2 separate regions of the Homo sapiens genome follow, and region 1 is linked to region 2. Evidence: chromatin contacts called from ENCODE Hi-C or POLR2A ChIA-PET data. All regions are on one chromosome and are shown on one strand. Each heading gives the region's core, a stretch centred on a gene start or an enhancer-like site at or near the end of the contact. The rest is flanking DNA. Distances are from core to core; before and after follow the strand shown.

What was found. A loop is a pair of places that touch in the nucleus more often than their neighbours do. ChIA-PET counts read pairs that join two places held with the same protein, here RNA polymerase II (POLR2A). Pooled maps may share reads with other maps.
Region 1: a pooled map shows a loop between it and region 2 (2.7-fold over the local background). The contact joins the enhancer-like site here to the promoter of NGRN in region 2. A Hi-C loop is called at or near these places in 2 of 50 pooled maps. POLR2A ChIA-PET finds 5 or more read pairs at or near these places in 2 of 52 experiments (Panc1 and naive thymus-derived CD4-positive, alpha-beta T cell).

What each region holds. Positions count from the first base shown.
Region 1 is chr15:92,830,499-92,835,888 of GRCh38, reverse strand. No RefSeq gene overlaps it. Among named protein-coding and RNA genes, the nearest start is that of CHASERR, 50 kb to the left of the region's middle. RefSeq lists enhancers at 2,755-2,814, 3,571-3,770, 4,151-4,200. Within about 2 kb of position 4,073, at least 41 of the 41 ENCODE cell types and tissues checked have a DNase peak (open chromatin) inside an H3K27ac peak, as active enhancers do; they include Panc1, where a contact is called at or near this core.
Region 2 is chr15:90,264,157-90,269,316 of GRCh38, reverse strand. It overlaps NGRN (neugrin, neurite outgrowth associated), which reads right to left and starts at 3,645. Exons shown (of 3, transcript NM_001033088.3): 1 at 3,441-3,645; 2 at 2,919-3,029. The coding sequence starts at 3,604. TTLL13 (tubulin tyrosine ligase like 13) reads right to left here. Exons shown (of 15, transcript NM_001396017.1): 15 at 3,840-4,597. The coding sequence ends at 4,350. It also overlaps a transcript of CIB1 not described here. RefSeq lists enhancers at 2,691-3,661, 3,455-3,684, 4,045-4,174, 3,662-4,633.

The DNA of each region.
Region 1 (5,390 bases), core at 2,824-5,323, 2.6 Mb before region 2:
GGTCATGCTGGTCTCAAACTCCTGACCTCAGGTGATCCACCCATCCTGGCCTCCCTAAGTGCTGGGATTACAGGTATGAGCCACCGTGCCCGGCCTATTTATATATAATTTTTGAGACAGAGTCTCGCTCTGTCACCCAGGCTGGAGTCAAGTGGCGCGATCTCGGCTCACTGCAAACTCCACTTCCTGGGTTCAAATGATTCTTCCACCTCAGCCTCCTGAGTAGTTGGGGCTACAGGTGAACACCACCACGCCTGGCTAATTTTTGTATTTTTAGTAGAGACGAGGTTTCACCATGTTGGCCAGGCTGGTCTTGAACTGCTGACCTCAAGTGATTTTTATTTTAAATGATAGGGAACATAGTCCAGAGAAAGACATGCTTTAAAAAAGACTGTTGATCAGTAAGACAGCCAGGAACAAAACCCAATCTCCCAAATCCCAGTCTAGAATATTTTCCACTGTTTACTTCAGGCAAAAATACATTCCACATTGTGGTATAAAATTAGAAAAAAATGAAGAAAAGCCTATTTTGGATCAAATAAAAGGATACTGGGTTCAAATTTAGTTGTGTGGTCAAAGCCAAATTTCATAAACTCTCCAATCCTGCTCTTCCCTGGGAAAAAGATGAGGATAAAAATATGTACCTCGTAGTGTTGTCGTGGTAAGTAAGTTTATATATGTGAAATGCCTAACAAATAGCATTTCTCCATTAATGGAAATAATAATAATGCTAATTAACAGTCAATAGGTGATAGTATAGTTAGAATCAAGAATCCCCCATCTGTGGATAGACAGTTTTATTCTTCTCTTTCAGGGCTTGCAAATTAACTTGATAAATCATGATGTGGAGAATTATATTTATATACTTTATATATAATAATAACTATACAGACGCAGTTGGTAACAATTATTTTAAAACATATTGGAAGTATAAGCATAAATTCTAGTATCAGGGGTAGGGGTGAGCTGGTCTTATGAAATGTGACAATGAACTATCATGGTGAATAAGATTGGTTTCTGAATTGGGTAATAATATTTCTGATCAAAAGTAGATGTGTGGCCGGGCGCGGTGGCTCATGCTGTAATCCCAGCACTTTGGGAGGCTGAGGCAGGTGGATCACCTGAGGTCAGGAGTTTGAGACCAGCCTGGCCAACGTGGTGAAACCCCGACTCTACTAAAAATAGAAAAAATTAACCAGGCATGGTGGCGAGTGCCTGTAATCCCAGCTACTCAGGAGACTGAGGCAGGAGAATCGCTTGAAACCGGGAGGTGGAGGTTGCAGTGAGCCAAGATAGCACTATTGCACCCTAGCCCGGGCAACAACAGCGAAACTCCACCTCAAAGAAAAAAAAAGGAAAGAAATCAGTTTGGTACTTTCTCATAAAGTTAACCATAATCTTACTATAGTAGTTATCTTTTCCTGTATAGCAAATCGCTCCCAAATTTAGTGGCTTAAAATAGCAATAATTTTCTTCTTCTTCCTCTTTTTTTAATATCTCATGGTTTCTACAGGTCAGAATTGAGACAGTTAAGACCAACAAAGCTTACAGAGTAAAAAAAATTAAAATTAAAAAAAAAATTTTAAATAAATAAATCAAGACAGGGCACAGCAGAGGGTAGCTTGACTTTGCTGTACCATGTCTGGATCACAGCTGGAAGACTCTGAAGGCTGAGAAAAAAATCATCTGAGGCTTGTTCATTCACATGTCTAGTAGTTGATGTTGGTGTGGGCTGGGGGCTATCGTCTGGAATATCTACACATGGCTTTTCCATGAACTTCCTCACAACATGGTCCCTGGGATGAAAGGGCAAGCCTCCCAGGAGAGAAGAGGGAGGAGGGAGAACAGGATAGAAGGAGAGGGAGAGAGAGGGGGAGAGAGAGAGAGAGAGAGAGATCCTTGCCTTCAGGGGGATACAGATGTTGTAAGGGTACCCGTTTTTATACCTTTACAACATCTACAACATGGTAAGCAATGCTGTTACTTTAACAAGTGAAGTTAACACATGAATTTTTTAAAATGAGTTTGTTAACCTGTGGTTGGTTACTTTTATGTGTCAACTTGGTTAGGCCACAGTGCCCAAACATTTGGTCAAAGATTCTCCTGGATGTGTCTGTGAGGGTGTTTTTGGATGAGATTAACATTGAAATTGGTGAACATTAAGTACAGCAGATGGCCCTCCATACTGTGGGTGGGCCTCATCACATCAGTTGAAGGCCTGAATAGAACAAGAGACTCCCTCTCGCTCTCCCGGCTCCAGACAAGAAGAAATTCTGGGAATTCTGTCAGCTGACATCTTTTGGATTGAACCACAACACTGGCTCTTTTCTAGGTCTCTAGCCTACCAGCCCACACTGCAGATTTTGAACTTAGCCTCCATAAGCATGGATCGATTCCTTAAACAAAATCTCTCTCTCAGTCAGGCTCATGCCTGTAATCCCAGCACTTTGGGAGGCTGAATCGGGCAGATGGCTTGAGCTCAGGAGTTCGAGACCAGGCTGGGCAACATGGCAAAACACCATCTCTACAAAAAATTAAAAATTACCTGGGCATGGTGGCATGCACCTGTAGTCTCAGCTTCTCGTGAGACTGAGGCAGGAGGATTGCTTGAGCTAGGAGAGGTTGAGGCTGCAGGAAGCCAAGATTACGCCAGTGCACTCCAGCCTGAGTGACAGAGCAAGGACCTGTCTCAAAAAAAAAGAGAGAGAGAGAAATCTTTGTCTATAAATATGCACATCCTACTGGTTCTGTTTCTCTGGAGAGCACTATTACAGCCTGCTTTGCTAGTATCAACAAAACCACGGGCTTCTTGTCCAGAAGTTTTTGCCCCTGCTTCATAACTGCAAATGGAATTTTCATGGAAAATATTTCCTGTGTTGCTATTTTTTTTTTTTTTTTTTTTTTGTCATCCAGGCTGGAGTTCAGTGGTGCAACCTCAGCTTACTGCAACCTCCCCTCTGGGTTCAAGCGATTCTCATGCCTCAGCCTCCTGAGTAGCTGGGACTCCAGGTATGCGCCACCACGCCTGGCTGATTTTTGTATTTTTCATAGAGAGGTGTTTCACCACATTGGCCAGGCTGGTCTTGAACTGACCTCAGGTGATCTGCCTGCTTCGGCCTCCCAAAGTGCTGGGATTACAGGCATGAGCCACAGTGCCCAGCCACATTACTTCTTAATAATAGATAATGTGCCCTAATATACAGTATTTACATAAAGCCTTGCAGCAAGGTGGCAGTTTTCAGCCATTTTTTGAGGAGGATGTGAACAGGAGCCGTTACACGGCTCATCAGTCATCTGTTGCAAAGAAGCTGTGCTCAGCAGCGCAGAAGGATATCTTTCATTACTGGAAACCGTGAATCAGCTCGAGTGAAACAGGGCTCTGTCAGCTTATAACACTTAATTATGTTTTTAACTCCATAAATTAGTTCAAGTAAAGCCGTTTGAAAATAGCCAATTTCCAGTTTGAACTTACAGAAAATTAATGGCAAGAATGCAAACTTCTAATGTGTTAAGAAATTATTTGAATTTCTTAACTGTGTCTCCCACTAAAAGTTTGTGCTTTAAATTTTGTGTCAGTTCTGCATCAGAATTATTCAGTTTCCTCTTATGCAACAAACCCTAGAAAATTCTAAAGTTTCAGAATAAGAGCATTTCCTAAAGAAGAGAAAATATATTGGGGGTGGTGGGGGGGAATGGGATCAGTACGTGGCTCAAGTTTTTCACCCTTGAGGAGTTAAGAAAAACACTTCAACATAAGGACAAAAGCTCCCTTGTTTAAGCACTTCCCCAGCTGCACTTCAACTAAATATATCCTGGGCAGAGTGTTTTCATTTCTCCACCCCTCTCCTGAGCCAATCACATGGTGACAAACAGCTCGGAGGCCCCTTGGGACTAGCACTGCAGAGGTACAGGCTTGGTTACAGGGCTTCGCGTTCCTTTCCAGCACAGGCCTGCTCTGGGCCGCCCTGCCTCCCCCAGAGGCTGCAGGGAGCCCCAAGCAGGCGCATTGCGGGCTCTGCTCAGAGAGACGCCTCCACGGGTTAATTCAGCGGCCTCTGTCTGGAATTCATGCACCACCTGGGCTGACAGCATGAATGACTCATTGTTTCCCCTCTGAACAGGCTGAGGAGTGCTTCTTGGTGTCAATAACTGAGGCAAAGTAAAATTGTTTTTTCCCTTTCAACATGACCAATTTTCTAAGACTGAATATAGAACTGGAAATCTGCAGGGTGTGTTTCTTCTGCGGCAACGGTAGCCAAGGTTACTGCTTTGAGTTGGTCTGCAGGGACAGAGGATTAAAATTTACTGTCTATAAACAGAAGAAGGCCTAAAGCCAGAGCTCCTTTATTTACAGCTTGTGTCATGGTTTTATAAAATGAAGGAAACTTAATTGAAACCTCTAGTTTGTGTAAACCTGGGATCTGACTGTACACAATACCTGATTTTATTTCTAATACCCGTGATTTGTATAAATGAAGATTTTGATGATAATTTTCCCATAGCTAAGTATAAGACATGTATGCTTTGAAGTCCATATATGAATCTTCCATACCAGCATTTCCAAAGCAGTGTATTAATAATTATGCCCCACCTTCAATTTTCCTATATGGCACCCTTCTCATTTTCAGTTACTTTTAGTTTCCTTGGGAAACTGGACTGGTTGATATTCCTGGACTATGGGATCTTTTTGCCTTGCTTACGCATATCTCAGTCCAAAAGCTTGACAGCCAGAACTATACAGATATTTTACTACCTTTCTGCAAGTGTGCGTGTATAACACTCTTGTTTCTTTGAACTCTTGTTTCTTTGGCCTCTTATACTTTCCTAAACTTTAGGTGTTTTTTTAAAAAAATTCAAAAAGAGGCCGGGCGCGGTGGCTCATGCCTGTAATCTCAGCACTTTGGGAGGCCGAGGGGGTCAGGTCACGAGGTCAAGAGATGGAGACCATCCTGGCCACTATGGTGAAACCCCATCTCTACTAAAAATACAAAAATTAGCTGGGCATGGTGGTGTATGCCTGTAGTCCCAGCTACCCGGAGGCTGAGGCAGGAGAATTGCTTGAACCAGAGTTGGAGACTGCAGTGAGCCAAGATCACACCACTGCACTCCAGCCTGGCGACAGAGCAAGACTCTATCTCAGAAAAAAAAAAAAAAAAAAATTCAAAAAGAAAGATGTAGAAAAAAAAGAAATAAATGCAGAAAGGAAAGGGAAAAAGGTCTTGTGTAGATTCAGGACCTTGGTTCTAATTCAAATCTGGGAGGTTAGCATGCAACAGAGTACTTTCTTCATCCAATTAAGTAGCAGCCCTGAATAGATTCCAAGTCATTCTGACTTTGAATAGGGATGAGGACAGCTGATACTGAAGAAGAGAGAATGTTGAGGCCCATGT
Region 2 (5,160 bases), core at 2,396-4,895:
TGGGTATGGTGGCTCACGCCCGCCTGTAATCCCAGCACTTTTGGGAGGCTAAGGCAGGCAGATCACTTGAGGTCAGGAGTTCAAGACCAGCCTGGCCAACACGCTGAACCCAACCTCTACTAAAAATCCAAAAAAAAAAAAAAAAAAAAAAAAATTAGCCAGGTATAGTGGTGTGCACCTGTAATTCCATCTACTTGGAAGGCTGAGGCACGACAATCACTTGAACCCAGGAGGCAGAGGTTGCAGTGAGCCAAGATCATGCCACTGCACTCCAGCCTGGCAGCAGAATGAGACTCCGTCTCAAAAAAAAAAAAAAAAAAAAAAGAGAGAATCAGTGTCAATCAATAAATAAATAATGGGGGGGGGGGGGTGGGAGAAAGCAGTTTCAGCTGGGTGCAGTAGCTCACACCTGTAATCCTAACACTTTGGGAGGCCAAGGCAGGCAGATCGCTTGAGCTCAGAAACTGGAGACCAGGTTGGGCAACATGGCAAAATCCTGTCTTTATTTAAAATATATATATATATTTTAATTTAAAAGGCAGTTTTTACAAGGGCAAATGCTGCTGAATTATTTAGGACGCTAAGGACTACAAAGTGTCTTTTTGAGCCTAGCACTGAGGAAGTCACTGATGGATTTAAGGAGAGCAGTTTTATTGCAGTGATACAAACAAACAAAGGGTAGGCACCCTGGGAACCAGCTGGGAACAAAAGAATGAGAGAGAGCTTTAGGTTGAGGACAGAGGTCCTTGAGTAATCTTATGCAGGGAGAAATATGACCTAAAGCATACAGAGAATTGGTCCCAGACAAGTGAAGGGCTCCCATTTCCTCTGAAATGGGAGTAGAGTATAAGTTTGAGAGTAGTGGGCAAAGAGGAAGACCAGGAAGCTGAAAGTTTTTACTTAATGGACTGTTTTTTTTTTTTCCTCTTAAAAGGACATTTATTGACCACAATAAAGGGAGATAAGTAGGAAGGTGGAAGGTTTGAAAAAGCTATTGTTGAAGACAGGAGATAGAGGCCGGCATGGTGGCTCATGCCTGTAATCCCAGCACTTTGGGAGGCCGAGGTGGGTGGATCACCTGAGGTCAGGGGTTTGAGACCAGCCTGGCCAACATGGTGAAACTCTGTCTCTACTAAAAATACAAAAATTAGCCAGGTGTGGTGGTGCACGCCTGTAATCCCAGCTACTTGGGAGGCTGAGGTCCAAGAATCTCTTGAACCTGGAGGCAGAGGCTGCAGTGAGCTGAGATTTCGCCACTGCACTCTGGCCTGGGCGACAGAGTGAGACTGCCTCAAACAAAAAACAAACAAACAAACGAAAAAAAGAGGAGCTAGACCTGACTGAGGACTCAGAAGGTGCTACAGGCTCACAAAATCTTGAGCAGCTCTACAGAATCCCCTTTATTTTAAATTTCAATTCCAGAGTCATTCTGATGGAAATGAAAAATAGTACATAATCTATGTAGGGCTACTTAGCAATATTTATCAAATTGCAAATGCATTTGTCTTTTGACCTGGCAACCTTACTTCTGGGAATGTATATAACAAATATTCCTGGCAGGTATGCAGAATGATACACATACGTAGTTATTCACTGGGGCACTATTAGTGAGCAACAGAAATGGAAACAACCCAACTAAATGCCCACAATAAAAGACAGGTTAAATAATGCATTCTGGCCAGGCATGGTGGCTTACGCCTCTAATCCCAGCACTTTGGGAGGCCGAGATGGGAAGATCAGTTGAGGCCAGAAGTTTGAGACCAGCCTGGTCATCATAGTGAGACCCCCATCTCTGTCAAATAAATAAATAGGAGAAAAAATTGTTTAAATAAAAATTAAAAACCACTGTCATATACTGCCTCATATACTGCCTCAAAAAAATATAATAACACCATCTATAAAAAAAGAATTGAGGGCCAGGCGCAGTGGCTCACTCAGGGCACAGAGCCTAGTTTTTGGTAGAGAAAAACTATTAAAAATAGTACAGCTGCACACAGTGGCTCATGCCTGTAATCCCAACACTTTAGGAGGCTGAGGTGGGATGATCGCTTGAGCCCTGGGAATTGGAGACTAGCATGGGCAACATGATGAGGCTATCTCTACAAAAAATAAACAAAATTAACCAAGCATGGTGGCATGCACCTGTAGTCCCAGCTACTTGGGAGGACGAAGTGGGAGGATGGCTTGGGCCCAGGAGGTAGAGGCTGCAGTGACCGGTGATCACATCATTGTACTCCAGCCTTGGCGACAGAGTGAGACCCCCAACTACCAAAAAAAAAAAAAAAAAGTACCCACAGGAGAGTGGGTGGGACAAATAATTCTCAATGTGTATACCATGTTATACTGTTAGGTTGAGCCATATGTAATACTTTACCTACTCAAAACAAAAAAACTTAAAAACTCTTTTAAGCTTTCCTAAATTATAGATCCTGTCTTCAGAAAAATGCACCTACCTATGGAAGCACCAGCATCCCTGTACCTTAGGTTGGGAACGTCACAACCTACATTCAAGGGTTAAATGTTGTGATGTCTGCGATTTACTATTTAAAAATTTCAGTAAAAATGAACCAACCACGTCATAACGTTAAAAACTATTAAAACCAGGCGGGGCGCAGTGGCTCATGCCTGTAATCCCAGCACTCTGAGAGGCCGAGGCGGGAGAATCACTTGAGGTCTGGAGTTCGAGGCGATAGCGAAACCCCGTCTCTTTAAAAAACAAAACAAAACACTATTAAATCTAGATAATGACAGGGTTAGGGAAGTTCGTTATATTACTCTACTTTTCTGATAATAAATTTCAACGACAAAAAGTAAACGAAAATATAAAAGCAGTATCAAAAAAGCCAAACCCGTTTCTGGGCTCCAGCATCCTTCACTTCTCATCACAGCGGATACAAACAAGGTATCCTGAGTCTCACCGTATCTGCTCCATGGCTTCCCACGTCAGGGTCCTGGGCGGGGCACCAGGCGCCTCCATTTGCCTCCGAATTTTCTGGAATCGGATTGCTTGTTTCTGTCGTTTCAGGGTGCTGGGGGAAGAGAACCAATGGCAGAAGCCATGCGTGGAAGCAGAATGGATGTTTGAAGAGCCTCAGGCTAAATCATGGAGCGCCCAGCCCTCTTCTCTTTGATCGCAAGGGCAACCGGGCCATGTTGCCGGCTTAGAGCTGCTCCGTACACCCAGAAAGCTAACACCTAGAACAATAACTGCCTGTAAGCATGCCGAACTCTCTAAACTGATGATGAAATACGTCACTAATGAAGGGACCAGTGGTCCCAGGGGAGCTGAACACCTGACGCTGCGCCCCTAACAACGGGTAAGAAGAAACAAGGGCCGCTGCGCAAGCAGCGGCAGGACACCCGGCGCCAAGGGGGCGCGGCCTGGAGCGCCGGGGCACGAGGCCCTGCTTCAAGCTGAGGGCCCGGGGAGAAGCCGGTACCTCTCCACCTCCTGCAGCTCCCGTTCCTCCGGCTCCCAGTCGGAATCGGGGTCCGGCTCCCGGCCAATAGGGCCTGGGCCCGCCACCCCCCGGGTCGCGAACCCACAGCGAGTGACGGCGGCGCAAACGCGCCCGCCCAGCAAGAGACTCAGGGTAACCGCCATGTCGACGCAAACCAGCCTTCAGCAGTCGGCTACGAAACAGCAGCGGAAGTAGCCGGGTAAGACCGGAAGTGGAAGGGGCGGGCCGGAGGCTGGGTAGTAGCAAGTTATTTCCCGCTTCACTTGGTGGGGGTAAGATCTGGGCTCACGCTGCTCAGTGGCCCACCCTTTCTGCCTGTAACTGTGGAGAGGGCTTCCCTGAAACGTGAGGGCCGAAATGAGGTACAGGACGCTCCTGGAAAACTGCATAAACTTTAATTAAAGTACGGATTCCGTTTCCAAGAGCCGTCCCTCCGCCCCAGCGGCTGCCCAGGCCTGCCTGTCTCCGCCACCTCGGTGGGCAGGGCTTCCGCTCGGCAGTCTTCTGACGGCGACAGCCCAGTGCCTTGGGCACTCGGCTTCTCTGGGAAAGGGGCTCATTGTCTCCTGGATGGCCTCCAGCCCCGGGCCGCACCTAGGGTTCAGACCCATCACCTAGCGATAAACCCAGGCTAAGGCTTGATGAGCAGAAATGAGTACATGGCTGGCCTTGGCGCCTCTTCATCTTCTAGTCTTTACCGATCCCCAATTAATCTTAGGGTATTGAGGAATTCTTGGTGTCTTTGTATTTTGCCTTATACAAATGGGGTTCCTGGGCAGGGCTTTTCAAAGTGGAACTTGGTGGCAGTCATTCATTTAGCAAAGATTTAATGCCCTTTGGAAACCTGGGGAGGTTATCCAGGAGAGGTAGAGTGCTTCCCTCCTGCTTTTACCTGAACTGATTGATGTTGAGGAGTGCTCTGGAACGCTGCAGCATGGGTGCAGACGCAGGGCAGAGGGGAACCTTGGCTGCTCTGTGTTCAGAGTTTACCATGGAGGGCAAGGTGCATTCAGTCCATGAGTCAGATGCCACTCTTTCCGGTTGCAGAAAATAGCCCTGCTTTGGGGTTAAAGTGGGTGGCACTGATCCTGCCAGGACTCGGTTTATGGCTTCTAGCCTTCTGCTGGCTTGTCCTTCTGCAGTGGAAACATGGATGTCCCTGAGTTGGTATTCACAGAAGAGATTTGTTCACCTCTTTCCCAACTGTGGCCCAATTACCAACACAGAGGAAGGGCATCTCATGCTTCCCTCCACTGTCTTTCCCACACTGTATTGTAATTGGTATGGTATGTCTTTTTGTCCATGTTCCTATTACCTCTTGAGTGCTGGGACTGTATTTCTGCCATTTCTATCACCAGGGTCTAGTGTACAGAAAGGATTAAATAGGCCTGGTGCGGTGGCTTACACCTGTAATCCTAGCACTTTGGGAGACTGATTCAGGTGGATCAGGAGTTCAAGACCAGCCTGGGCTACGTGGCAAAAACAAAATATACAAAAGTTAGCCGAGCATGGTGGTGTGTGCCTATAGTCCCAGCTACTCAGGAGGCTGAGTCAGGAGAATTACTTGAGCCCGTGAGTGGAGTTTGCAGTGAAGTGAGATCAAGCCATTGTACTTCAGCCTTGGCGACAGAGCGTGACCTTGTCTCAAAAAAAAAGGAGTAAATAAATGGGTACCCTAACTTCCCCATTCTTACACTGG